Regions from separate parts of the Homo sapiens genome. Here region 1 is linked to region 2. A link is an interaction called in ENCODE POLR2A ChIA-PET data of the cell type or tissue named here. Cell type or tissue: OCI-LY7. All regions are shown on one strand.

Region 1 (2,500 bases), 370 kb before region 2:
AGTCTTTAATCCATCTTGAAATAATTTTTGTATAAGGTGTAAGGAAGGGATCCAGTTTCAGCTTTCTACATATGACTAGCCAGTTTTCCCAGCACCATTTATTAAATAGGGAATCCTTTCCCCATTTCTTGTTTTTGTCAGGTTCGTCAAAGGTCAGATGGTTGTAGATGTGTGGTATTATTTCTGAGGGCTCTGTTCTGTTCCATTGATCTATATCTCTGTTTTGGTACCAGTACCATGCTGTTTTGGTTACTGTAGCCTTGTAGGATAGTTAGGTAGCGTGATGCCTCCAGCTTTGTTCTTTTGGTTTAGGATTGTCTTGGCAATGCAGGCTCTTTTTTGGTTCAGGGAAGAAGTTGAATTCCTGAATAGACCAATAACAGGCTCTGAAATTGAGGCAATAATTAATAGCCTACCAACCAAAAAAAGTCCAGGACCAGACGGATTCACAGCTGAATTCTACCAGAGGTACAAGGAGGAGTTGGTACCCTTCCTTCTGAAACTATTCCAATCAATAGAAAAAGAGGGAATCCTCCCTAACTCATTTTATGAGGCCAGCACCATCCTCATACCAAAGCCTGGCAGAGACACAACCAAAAAAGAGAATTTTAGACCAATATCCCTGATGAACGTCGATGCAAAAATCCTCAATATAATACTGGCAAACTGAATCCAGCAACACATCAAAAAGCTTATCCACCATGATCAAGTGGGCTTCATCCCTGGGATGCAAGGCTGGTTCAACATACGCAAATCAATAAATGTAATGCAGCATATAAACAGAACCAAAGACAAAAAACACATGATTATCTCAATAGATGCAGAAAAGGCCTTTGACAAAACTCAGTAGTGCTTCATGCTAAAAACTCTCAATAAATTAGGTATTGATGGGACGTATCTCAAAATAATAAGAGCTATTTATGACAAACCCACAGCCAATATCATACTGAATGGGCAAAAACTGGAAGCATTCCCTTTGAAAACTGGCACAAGACAGGGATGCTCTCTCTCACCACTCCTATTCAACATAGTGTTGGAAGTTCTGGCCAGCGTAGTCAGGCAGGAGAAAGAAATAAAAGGTATTCATTTAGGAAAAGAGGAAGTCAAATCGTCCCTGTTTGCAGATGACATGATTGTATATTTAGAAAACCCCATCATCTCAGCCCCAAATCTCCTTAAGCTGATAAGCAACTTGGGCAAAGTCTCAGGATACAAAATGAATGTGCAAAAATCACAAGCATTCTTATACACCAATAACAGACAAACAGAGAGCCAAATCATGAGTGAACTCCCATTCACAATTGCTTCAAAGAGAATAAAATACCTAGTAATACAACTGACAAGGGACGTGAAGGACGTCTTTAAGGAGAACTACAATCCACTGCTCAATGAAATAAAAGAGGATACAAACAAATGGAAGAACATTCTGTACTCATGGATAGGAAGAATCAATATCGTGAAAATGGCCATACTGCCCAAGGTAATTTATAGATTCAGTGCCATACCATCAAGCTACCAAAGACTTTCTTCACAGAATTGGAAAAAACATCCTTTAAAAAAATTTTCTGTTTTATCTCAAAGTCTTAGAAAAACCTATTAGGAGCTTTAATTGCTTTAAAAGGGAATAGATGGATGATTATACATTTGCATTAATTATAGAGAGATTGCCCTAGTGGGAACATTTTAAAGATAGGAACTGTAGTTGTGTCAGAACATGGAGAGCCGATGGAATGACATAGAGGAAAAGCTTCATGAAGACAAAACACCTTTTGCTGAATGTTTGAATGCTGGTGTCCCTCCAAATTTCATATATTGAAGCCTAACTCCCAAGGACATGGTATTAAGAGGTGAGGCCTTCAGGAGGTCATTAAGTCATGAAGGCAGAGCCCTCATGAATAGGATTAGTGCATTTATCAAGAGGCTTGAGGGAGCCTGCTAGTTCCTTTCCATCATGTGAGGACACAGCAGCAAAACACTATCTATGGAGCAGAGAGCCACCCCTTATCAGATACTGAATCTGCTGGTAACTTAATCTTGGACTTCACACCCTCCAGAACTGTGAGAAATAAATTTCTGTTGCTTATATATTACCCAGTCTAAGAATTCATTATAGCAAGCTGAACAAACTAAGACACCTTCCATTAAGTTTTTGTACACACAGATGTTCTCTGCCATACCCCAATACACTGGTTTCTTGCTCCAAAAACTAATTCTGTATGTTTATAAGTGTTAACTGCATAGATAAGATCCAAAAAAAAAAAAAAAGAAAATGTCCTTAATCATAATAGCTACTAATTATTTTAAATAACAAATATGTATAGAGTGCTTATTATGTTTCAAACACTCTCTTGGGTGCTGGGTAGACTCTTCATCTCATTGATCTAATAAGAAAAGTCAGCAGTAAATTAACATTGTCTATTAATTTCCCTTTTTGATGAGTCAAGAAAGAATTGCCAAAACCACTATCATCATTTATAGGGTCAATACATGAATTGGTACA
Region 2 (2,500 bases):
CCTAAAGGACAACAGAATGCTAAACACACAATAAGCATGCAATTAACATTTTGAATGAATAAATAAATGAAGGAACCAATCAATGATTACAGTTTTTATCAGAGACTTTGTTTTTTAGGGAAGTTTTATGTTCACAGCAAGACTGACCAGAAAGTACAAGGAATTTCCATACACCACCCCCTCCACACACAAACTCCACCACTAGCAAGATCCCACATGACAGTGGTAGGTTTATTTTACAGTCAAGGAACCTACATTAATACCTCATTATTGCCACAGCCCACAGTTTACATTAGAGTTTACTTTTGGTGTTGTACATTCTATGGGTTTGGATAAGTATATAATGAGATGTATCTACCATTATAATATCCTAAATAATAGTTTCACTGTCCTAAAAATCCTCTGTGCTCTCTCTATCCTCCTCTCTGCCCACTCCCCACTGGCAACTACTGATCTTTTTACTGTCTCATAGTTCTGCCTTTCCATTATGTCATATAGCTGAATCACACAGTATGCAGTTTTTCCAGATTATCTTCTTTCATTTAGGAATATGCATCTAAGGTTTCTCCGTGTCTTCTCGTGGCTTGATAACTTATTTCTTTTAAGCACTGAATAATTTCTTGTCTGATTGTACCACAGTTTATCCATTCATCTACTGAAGAATATCTTGGTTACTTCCAAGTTTTTGCAATTATAAATCAGGTTGCAATAGACACCTATGTGCAGGTTTTTGTGTAGATATAAGTTTTCAACTTCTTTCAGTAAATACAAAGGAGTGCAATTGCTAGATCATATGATAAGAGAATGTTTAGTTTTCTAAGAAACTGCTCAAACATCTTCCAAAGTATTAATAGCTTACCATTTTTCATTCCCACCAGAGATGAAAGAGAGTTCTTTTTGCTACACATCCTCATCAGCATTTACTGTTGTGAGAGTTTTATATTTTGGCCATTCTAATACATGTGTCCTGGTATCTCAGTTTTGTTTCACAATTCCCTAATGATGGATAATGGGAAGCATCTTTTTATATGCTTATTTGCCATCTGTATATCTTCTTTGGTGAGGAGTCTGTTCAGATCTTTAGCCCATTTTTTTAATTGGGTTTTGATTTCTTATTGTTAAGCTTTCAGAATCCTTTGTATATTTCTGATAACAGTTCTTTATCAGATGTGTCTTTTGCAAAATTTTCTCCCAGTCTGTGCTTGCCTGCTCATTTTCTTGAATCATTCAGATTTTATTTAATTCTATAGGATTTCTGTTTCATACTTCTTGAAATATAGCTTTATAATGAGGACTTTTAGACTCTGTCATTCTAATGTTTCATGCCAGAATCTACTATCAAATTACTATTCCATAACCCAACAATTCTCAATAAGAAATTAAAATACATTATCCAAACCTTCAGAACATCTGATTTGGTTGTTTGGAATGTGGTCAGAATCTTCATTTTTTAAAAATCACCACAGGTGTTTCCAGTACAAGTTGTGGTCATAGAAGACTTTTCAATAGAACACACTTCCTTCTACCTTGACTGGTCAAGTAGAAATCTTTGGTTCCGGCAGGAAGAATATGCAAAGGTTTCAAGGGAGTTAGGTATATTTACAGTTCTCTTATTTATCTAACCTTATCATACTGTCCTTTTCATCTTTCACAGACTCCTGGGTCTCTACAATCTGGAACTGCAGTTCCTTATGTACTTCTCAAACCTGATGACAACAGATTATATTCTTGCAATGACAATTGAAAAGCCACATGAAAATCAACTAAGCCTGTATTTCTTTTTGTATCTCTGATGTCACATCAGACCAAAACATGCTATTAAACTTTACACTACATACATGCTGCTACTCACAATACTCTACTATTACAATACATGCTCTTGTGTTCTACCACTGTTTAATATGCTGGGGTTTCATGATAAGAACACGGTCCATATGTCATAATGCATACCGTCTAGTAAAATACTTTGCTGGTCTTTATTTACCTCCCATCTGTCTCACCTCAGGCAGGCTTGTTTACTTTTGCATTATAAATTCTTCCAGAGTGGAAGGCACAGCTTATACACTATCTTTCATACTGTCTTAACATATTTAACTCTCTTTTGAGAGGTTTAACAATATAGATCAATTTAAAGAATAGTACAATAAATATTCATGATTCCACCATGTAGAATGAATTGTTAAGTATTTGTTATTTTTTATTCAAGATTTTATTAATAAAACACACAAAAAAATAGGAAGAAAATCATTATTTTTAAGAAAATTTCCTAAAGTACAATTTCTCTCCCAATTGACAGACTATACCTCCTAACCCTACCCAATCACTATCAAACATTTGGCATATAAATTTTTAGTCTATCGGTGTATTCTTTTAATATAACCCATAAAAAATATATACTATAATTCTGTATATTTAAAATGTACAGAAATACCATCTTTTTATATGTAGTTAATATATGTATCTATTTGTTTATTCCACTTTGTTTCACAAAGGAGCTTAG

What was found. ChIA-PET counts read pairs that join two places held together with the same protein. Peaks named below come from ENCODE experiments on the same cell type or tissue, not always from the same donor. Only the 100,000 strongest peaks of a DNase experiment are listed, where the experiment ranks them.
Region 1: POLR2A ChIA-PET joins it to region 2 with 6 read pairs; 2 of 35 experiments call an interaction of 5 or more read pairs at or near these places.

What each region holds. Positions count from the first base shown.
Region 1 is chr9:22,883,638-22,886,137 of GRCh38, reverse strand. No RefSeq gene overlaps it. Among named protein-coding and RNA genes, the nearest start is that of LINC01239, 240 kb to the right of the region's middle. In OCI-LY7, no CTCF peak of the experiment used is centred here; no DNase peak of the experiment used is centred here.
Region 2 is chr9:22,516,329-22,518,828 of GRCh38, reverse strand. No RefSeq gene overlaps it. Among named protein-coding and RNA genes, the nearest start is that of DMRTA1, 71 kb to the right of the region's middle. In OCI-LY7, no CTCF peak of the experiment used is centred here; DNase peaks (open chromatin) are centred at 1,528 and 1,970; H3K4me3 peaks cover 1,672 bases; H3K27ac peaks cover 2,500 bases.